Regions from separate parts of the Homo sapiens genome. Here all the other regions are linked to region 1. A link is a contact called in ENCODE Hi-C or POLR2A ChIA-PET data. All regions are on one chromosome and are shown on one strand. The core of a region is the stretch at or near the end of the contact, and the rest is flanking DNA. Distances in the headings are between cores, read along the strand shown.

Region 1 (2,700 bases), core at 171-2,670:
ACCTGGAAGCAGGGGACAGTAGCCCCCTTTTGTGGTCAGAAAATTTGAGAATTGGGGATGCTAAATCGCTGGCCTGAGCCACAGAGGTGCTACGTGCTGGATTTGGGATTTGAACTTGGCTCTCTGCCTGGCTCCTTGTGTTTGTTCTCTCTGCTCCCTGGGAGGATTTGCCAGTCTTGCTGCTGAGCCACTGGGGATGCTGGGGAGTGAGTATTCTATATGCATCAGCTGGTGAAGCGCTTATCAAATGACCCCCAGATTCCATCTCACTTGGGGAGGCCGTGTTTCCGCCTCCCTCCTGTCCCCACACCTCTGCCCGTGGGTGTTTTTCCAGGAGAGCTTGCCCTGGGTAGGAAAGCCGAGGGGAGGGTGGCATTGGGCTGCCTTCTCACTTGCTGTCACCTCCCTTGTCCTGCCCCCTGGCCTTCCCAGATCCACCGTAATGAAAGACCTTGAACGAACACATCCCTCAGGTACTCAGCCCAGGGTCTTACAGAGGGGCGGTCCCAGGGGAAGGGGGTTGGGGCCTGCAGTTTTCTCAAGTGTGGTGTGACCCTCAGGAATTTCTTTTTGGTGATCTTGTCATTTTGGTGGGTGTTCATTTCCTTGAGCATCTTCACTGTATTAGTAGCCATGAGTATTACTGAAAGGCATTTTTATTCTTAAAGCATTCAGGGACTGATAGCAACCAAAATTATCAGACAAGCTGCAGGAGATGAAATCAATGGAATTTGGCAATTGTGGGGCAGGACCTTATTCCCAAAGGTGGCTGGTCTAGGGCGTGTGGACTGGGAGGCAGGCATGCAGAAGGGGACACACCCCTCCCATCACTCTCCTCTCGTCCAGCCTTGGAAGCCACTGGAGTCACATCTGCTGCAGGAAACCCTGTGTTTGAATTATGTGTGGAGCAGTCACAGGGTGGTTTTGGCTGGATGAAGGGCATAGAGTGGCATCTAGAAGTGCATGGGAGACCATTGCCAATGTCATGGGTTAGACCATGTTTTTGAGGCTTTAGTGATTTTTTTGAGACCCTTCCCAGTCTAGGCCAGGCAGATCATCTTCTGTGCACACCTCTGCAGGTGAAGTCCCCGCATGGCTAAGCACATGTGTGTGGAGTGTGTGTGCTTAAGGATGTGTGGCCTCGTGTCAGATGACATGTGTGTGGGGTGTGTGTGTTTAAGGATGTGTGGCTTCATGTAGGTTGATGCTCTTGAACGTGCTGACTTTAAAAAATCCACACTGGGCTCGTCTGCTTCCCTGATGACAGAGTTTGGGAAACTAATGAAAGACATTCTGGCCTTGTGCCATCAGAAGTGAAGTCAATGTGGGGAACAGCTGCCTCTGGGAGGACGTTGTCTGTGCGCTGTGCCGCGGGGCCTCTGCTCCATGGCCGGCCACACAGCCCTGTCCTGGAAGAGGCCCAGGCAGCTGTCACCCCTTAGCCCAGTCTGGAAAGAGCCCAGGGTCTGGAGTAGGGGTGACAGTGAGGCTTTCTATGGAAGCTGCTTTAAAGAAGGAACAAATTGAGCCTGGCACTGGCCTTCTGGTTTTGGAGACTGAGTTGCCCTGCCCTGTGCTTGCAGATCCACTCAGTGTGAAGGGCAGGACAGCTTCCCCTTTCCACACCTCCTCATAACCTCCTGGGAAGCTGCTGAAATACAGGTGTTCATGGTGGGGTTAAGCCAGCTTGTGAGTCATTAGCATGCCTTTCCACGGCCAACGCACAAAACTTTTGTCTTAATTAGACTTGAGGCACAAACCGCTGATTCTCCAGTGCAGTGTGCCTGCTGTGCCGTGCGTTTTTGTTAGTGTGTCTGGACGTGGTATTCATATATTAACAGTGCATGCTGGGGCACTTGGACTGCAGGGCAATCGCTTGCCTGGCGGTGGGAGCCCAGAGGCTGAGGTGGTGCGTCATGTTCTGGCCACGGTCAAGCCCCGGAGTGTGTCTGTGCTCTGTGGGGAGCCTAACCTGTCATCTGTGTCAGTCCTCTCTGAGTGTCCTATGGGGAAAAGTTCACTTGGGGCTCATGAAAGCTTGCTTTTGCATCTGTCCCTGAGCCTGGTCCAGTGTGAGCAAGCTGATGCCTTGTGGAACCTGGATCCAGACCTGGCAGGGTGTGAGTCTGTGTGTTAGAGAGCATCCTCCTTCCAGTCCTGGCCTTGTTGGCTTCACTGCCTCTGCGTGGCTCCAAGCCTGACCACTCCCTTCCTCCCATGCCCCCAGCGTGCCTCCTTCTACTGCATTCAGATTTTTGTCCACTCACCCGGTTTTCCTCTTTTCTGCCCTGGGTTCTGAGGGTCCATGGCCTGCAGGACAGTTTGCCTAGGATAAGCCAGGACACATCAGAGGCTGGTGGAAGCCTGATCTGCTGCTTAGAATCAATGGTGTTTCTGACATGGAGAGGTGGACATTCAGGTGCCTATCATTACATGGCAGTAGGAAGGTGCTTGGACCCTGCAGGCCTGGTGCTTTGTACCTGTGGATTTTCCAAGTCACTTTATTCAAGGATTTCATTTCACTTTCAGTTCTTAAAGTAAGGGCCTGGCAAAGGGATAGGCAGCATTCTGTTTCTCTGAGGGAGGTAATGCTCTGCCATCAGCAGATTTCCTTATGATGATGGAAAAGTGTGGTCAAGGGATGTGTTTGACCCTCCTGTAAGAAGAATGAAGGTGTGCTGCCCACGCAGTGGTCACTCC
Region 2 (2,700 bases), core at 36-2,535, 76 kb before region 1:
TGCCCTGTGGCACCTACCTGGCTCTGCTGGCAGAGCAAAGCTGAGGTTTTAGTTCACATCTTCATGTGATGGATTCGATATGGTTGCAGAATTGCAGATCCACAGACACTCCTGCCACCTGCAGGTGGGGCATATCCCTTCCCTTAAACCTGGGCTCCATGGCTGCTTTGACCAATCAAATACAGCAGAAGTTTCCCATGCTCGGTCTTCAGGGATGGGCAGCTTATGCTTCCTGTATCTTGGAACACTTGCTGTCTAGGAGCCCAGCCATCATGTGAGGAAGCCCAAGAAGCCCTGTGGAGAAGGGCAAAGGCTCCCAGTAACAGTTACAGCTAAGCTCCATGTGATTGAGCTTTCTTGGAAGTGGAGCCACCAGCACCAACCGACCCACCTGCAGCAGAGCTGTTCCCACCAAGCTCTGTTCAAGTTGCATATTTGTAAGCAGTCATTTGACTTTACTGTTTTAATACACTAAGTTTGGAGCAAGTTTGTTATGTAACAATAGATAACCAGAATACTGTTTTTTCTGTAATCCTGTACTGTTGCTGTGGGAATATGCCAGTGTCTAATTTCCTTGTCAGAGGAAGTGAGGTCAAGGGAATCTTGCCCTAGAAATACATGTGTTGAGCAGATGTCTCAAGCATGAGATACTTAAGCATCTCCAGGAAAAGGCAAATTCAGGTTCATTCTCTCTTACTGGCCTGCTAGAGAAGATCCTTAAAGAGGGCCAGTGTGGGCATCTGGAGAAGGACTGTAGGATCCAGGCCATCAGACAGAGGTGTCTTTGGCCATGGGCAGGTGGGGTTCATGTTCACAGAGGCCCGACATCAACACGGACATATGGACCCAGAGTGGCAGTGCTGGCCCCAGCACCTGTAGACCCACACCAACTTTCCGTGGCAGCCAGTACCTTAAACAAAACCCACAAATGTTGCCCAACTTTTTCTACTGTTGCCACTGGGAAGTGGGTCCAAACCCTCTGTGCTGTGGTCTGCCTGGGCATCATAGTTGTGTACCTGAGGCTGGTGGTCTCATATGCCGTGGCATCAACACCTGTTTATGGGCTGTAGGAAAACTGAGAGGTCATCACATTCAGAGATTCCCTTGTGCCAGGTCCTGCGCGGGTGATTTTGGTGACCATGACTGAGTTTTCTTGGCTCCAGTGGTGTGCTGGCAAACGTTTAACAGTTGGCTTCCTAGGAAGATGCCCTGAGTGATAGTGTTTGTCCATTTCCAGGGTGTAAACACTCCCACCTGGCCGATTCCAAGCTGCTTATGTGATGCCATGGGTTGGGAGAGCTGCAAACACTCCTGAGCTGGGAGAGCAGGCCTGGGTACAGCAAGGGAGGCGAGAACTGTGCAGTGTGTTATCTGAGGAAAGTTCCTAGCTCTCATGGGGAAGATTTTCCTTCCTTTTGAGTTTCCTATCCACTCCCTGCTGTGTAGGTGGGGAGGAAAGGGAGAAACGCTGTGAATCAGTCGACTGCTCCTCTGGCAAGCAGGACCCATTTCTAAAGCATGAGTCACTACAAAATGTAGCTTTTTAGATGGAAAAATCTATTTACAAACCCTAGGTGAGAGTAAATGGTTTGTTCACCTCCTGTGCTTACTTGGTAGAATGACAAATTGGACACTCCAGTATTCCAAGATTTATTATTGTGACAAAACATATATTACATAAATTTTACCATTTTTAAGTCTACAGTTCAGTGGCATTAAGTACGTCCCCCCTGTTTTGTAACCACTGCCACTATTTCTGAGCAACACCTTTCCAAACTGTGTCCCCATTAAACACGAACTCCTCCACGCTCAGCCCCCCCAGTAACCTCTGTTATACTTTCTGTCTCTGTGAATGACTATTCTAGGGACCGCAGAGTCAAACAGTATTTGTCCTTTTGTGTCTGGCTTATTTCATTTAGCACAGGGTCCTCAGGATTCATCGACATAGCCGCATGCGTCACAATCTCCTTCCTCCTTCATGCTGAATAATATTCCATTGTATGGCTAGACCACATTTTGTGTATTCATTCATCTGTTCACAGACATTTGGGTGTTTCTGCCTTTTGGCTGTTGGGAATAATGTCACTATGCGTGTAGGTGTACAAACATCTGTTTGAGTCCTTGCTTTGAGTTTTTTTGAGTATAGACCTAAAAATGATATTTCAAGATTTTTAATGTCACTGATCTGTGAAGTCCAAAGCGGGAAAGCCTGGTCTTTTCCGTGCTCCCTCGTTTTGTCTGTAGGCATTGAGCACAGTGAGGCTACATGTTGTTTTCAGAGTTGCCCAGCAGCCTGGAGACTGCTGGAGCTGCATCCCAGGGAGACAGTGGCTGGAGTAACACCAACCAGACAATGAGATGGGACATCTGGGGCTTTCAAGAGCTCAGGGCAAATGGCCTAAGCAGGTGGCTCTGCAGGTGTGGATTGTGTCCAGCTCAGGGAAGTGCCTGGGCCTGGTGGGGCCTGGAGTAAGGGGAGAGGTGGGGTCTGATGAGCTTACTCCAGGTGGGAGGCCCAGGAAGGAGGTTGGGTTTTCCTCCCGGGGTTCTCTCTGGGTGTAGGCAGGGAGGAAAGGGAGAAATGCTGTGAATTAGTCGACTGCTTCTCTGGCAAGCACGACCTATTTCTAAAGCATGAGTCACTACAAAATGTAGCTTTTTAAATTTAAAAATCTATTTACAACCTAGGTGAGAAATCTT
Region 3 (2,700 bases), core at 46-2,545, 110 kb before region 1:
CTCTCTCTCCTCTCTCTCTCTCTTTCCTTTCTTTCTTTCTTTTTTGACCACATCTTGTTCTGTTGCCCAGGCTGGAGTGCAGTGGCACAATCTCGGCTCACTGCAACCTCCGCCTCCCGGGTTCAAGTGATTCTCCTGCCTCAGCCTCCTGAGTAGCTGGGACTGCAGGCGCACACCACCATGCCTGGCTAATTTTTGTATTTTTAGTAGAGATGGGGTTTCACTATGTTGGCCAGGATGGTCTCGATCTCCTGACCTCAACCTCGTGATCCACCCGCCTCGGCCACCCAAAGCGCTGGGATTACAGGTGCGAGCCACTGTGCCTGGTCAAACAGAATATTTCCTAAGGGTTCATCCTGCTCCACAGTCTGAGGTTGTTATTTGTTAATTAAATAAATATTTGTTGGGCATTGACCATGTGCCAGGCACTGGGGCTCAAGGGGTGCGGATGACCCATCTGTTTCTCTCAGGAAGCTGACATCCAGGTGCACAGGGCATAGTTTACCTGTGAACAGAGAGGGCGCTTTTCTCCCCTCAGTAAGCTACCTTGCGTCACCTTCCTCTGTTCAAAGAGGACTGATAAATCACCTCACTAAGCAGCTGTTGCCTGCAGGTAGCCCACACCGGGCTGGGTGCTGAGGCACAGAGGCACACAGGGCGCTCCCCACAGGAACCAAGCCCGGGAGGCACACCTGCATGCCAGGTGCTGGGGGCTGGGGGAGTCTGTGTCCTGGTTTGGTTCATGGGCATCCTGGTTTTATGTAGCTCACTTGCTGTGTGACTTATCTCTTCCTCAGTAATCTGCAGCACCTAGATCATTCAGGTTTTGTTTTGTTTTATATATATGTACATTTTTTGGTTTATTTATGTATATAAAGTACATACATCACCAAATATAACCATATTATGGCTGTATTTGCTTACATGTATTTGGTTGTTTTGGTTATATATGTAGAGTTGAATGTCCTTTTATTTCCTTGTCATATCTATTTCTTATCTATAGCCTGTTAAGAATTCAAAGTTTTTGTCATCTCTATACAAAATGATGGCTATTTGTTGTTAGTGACTATGAATATTCGGAGAAAATTATCTGCATATTGACTTGAAATACTCTTCCTAACAAAAATGCTTCCCCTCCTGCTCCACGCTTGCCCCCCTACCCCGACCCCTCACTGCTGCTGGGCTCGCGGGTATGGTCAGCGCTGTGGCTTCGCCCGCGGCGGGCCAGGGAAGTGCATTAGAACACGGAGCACAGGGAGCTATTTCCTTCTCGCCGCCCCTGGTCTGTGCAGAGCTGCCTCTGAGACATTTCCTGTGCGGGAATGAATCCAGGGCTCCAGGGCTGTTTAGTCTGGGCCTTTGGGAGTTCGGTGCAGCTAATGCCTTCCAGAGGCCCAGCCCCTGCGCCTGGCGCTGCCCTCCTGGTGCCCACGCTGGCTGGCTCCCTGCCGTGCATCCCGGCCACGCTCACTTGCAGCGGGGAGTGGCTGCCTGCCCCAAGCTGGCCTGTCATCCAGGAATGAAGATGTTCTATTTGTGTTTTATATGGATTCACTTTGAAACTCCCATTCTGTGTTCCCATAAAGGGCATGCATGTGCCGAGCCCAGCCTTGACTCCCTCCTTTCGCTGTGGTGAGCTTGTTTATTTTCAGCGTGATTCTCAGCTGAGTCGCCCGTTTCCCAATAAAAGGCAGGGCCCAGCACTGTGGGCTCCATGAGGGCCTGTTTGGTTGCTTGGTTTGGAGCACGAGGGAAAACTTGATATGCACGTCATTTCCCAGTTCCAGGCAATGACCTGGGGCAGAGCGGGTGGGGAGCAGGTCTCCCGGAGCCATCTGGAATATGCCGATGAGTGAGCTGTGCATTAGCTCTCAGACCAGGGTCCTCTGGCAGCCAGGCCTCTGAGCACAGCGTCTGAAGTATCAGCCGCCACAGGGATCTGTGGGCAACAGCTGCGTGTGGCCTGTGCTGTTTCTCTCCTGACAAGGACCTTGCAAACAGCGTGGAAATGCGCGAGCCAGCGGTCAAACCCCTCTTCACCATGCACGGAGCTCAGCCGTCCTCTCCCTGCTCCTGGAGGTCTTCCTTTTTCTGTGACTGTAACCTAAAAACATTAAAATACGTTTATTGAGATAGCAAACTTTTATCCTCTTGGTGTTTGCAGTGAAAATAGTCCTTAATGGTGTAATTTTCCTTTCTTACCTCCCTCCGCTTGTCCCGTCCTAGCTCTTGTTATTCCAAACAGTGTGGATTATTGGGCTGCACCTGGCCACCCAGGCTGGTGTTTTGAATCAGCAGCATCACCTCTCCGGAGCCCATAGCAGGAAGCAATTGTTTGGGATCTGATACTGCTGGGCTCTCATTTTCCTTGTCTTAGAAATGGGGACACATGTCTGCCCATGTTGAGCTCTGGCAGGGATGCTGGACTTTTTGTCCTAGCTAAGAAACCAAACTGCATGTGGGTTACGGAAGTGGTCTAAGTTTCCCAGTGCCAGCACGAAGCCTCGACTGGTGAGTATTGTAGAAGAGCACTGCCTTAGCTGAGTCCAGTATTTCTCTTCCAAAATAAACGTGCATGTTCAAAGCAATTGCTTGTCTGTGGGTATAACTGTTGTGTGACTGGTAGCTGTGGGAACACACTGAGTGTCATGTATGACCTTGCGCTTGTCTTCACGCAGATGTCAGTAAGACTTCCAAAGT

The links. A loop is a pair of places that touch in the nucleus more often than their neighbours do. ChIA-PET counts read pairs that join two places held with the same protein, here RNA polymerase II (POLR2A).
Region 2: a map of chondrocyte shows a loop between it and region 1 (2.6-fold over the local background). The contact joins two enhancer-like sites. A Hi-C loop is called at or near these places in 3 of 168 maps with a recorded cell type or tissue (CD14-positive monocyte, chondrocyte and heart right ventricle). POLR2A ChIA-PET finds 5 or more read pairs at or near these places in 3 of 52 experiments (AG04450, Panc1 and activated T-cell).
Region 3: a map of chondrocyte shows a loop between it and region 1 (1.8-fold over the local background). The contact joins two enhancer-like sites. A Hi-C loop is called at or near these places in 1 of 168 maps with a recorded cell type or tissue (chondrocyte). POLR2A ChIA-PET finds 5 or more read pairs at or near these places in 4 of 52 experiments (AG04449, AG04450, SK-N-SH and 1 more).

Annotation. Positions count from the first base shown.
Region 1 is chr2:109,283,660-109,286,359 of GRCh38, forward strand. All of the region lies in intron 1 of SH3RF3 (SH3 domain containing ring finger 3), which reads left to right. It also overlaps a transcript of RANBP2 not described here. Among named protein-coding and RNA genes, the nearest start is that of MIR4266, 29 kb to the right of the region's middle. Within about 2 kb of position 1,421, at least 4 of the 41 ENCODE cell types and tissues checked have a DNase peak (open chromatin) inside an H3K27ac peak, as active enhancers do; they include heart right ventricle, where a contact is called at or near this core.
Region 2 is chr2:109,208,171-109,210,870 of GRCh38, forward strand. All of the region lies in intron 1 of SH3RF3 (SH3 domain containing ring finger 3), which reads left to right. It also overlaps a transcript of RANBP2 not described here. Among named protein-coding and RNA genes, the nearest start is that of MIR4265, 68 kb to the left of the region's middle. Within about 2 kb of position 1,286, at least 5 of the 41 ENCODE cell types and tissues checked have a DNase peak (open chromatin) inside an H3K27ac peak, as active enhancers do; they include heart right ventricle, where a contact is called at or near this core.
Region 3 is chr2:109,170,321-109,173,020 of GRCh38, forward strand. All of the region lies in intron 1 of SH3RF3 (SH3 domain containing ring finger 3), which reads left to right. It also overlaps a transcript of RANBP2 not described here. Among named protein-coding and RNA genes, the nearest start is that of MIR4265, 30 kb to the left of the region's middle. Within about 2 kb of position 1,296, at least 24 of the 41 ENCODE cell types and tissues checked have a DNase peak (open chromatin) inside an H3K27ac peak, as active enhancers do.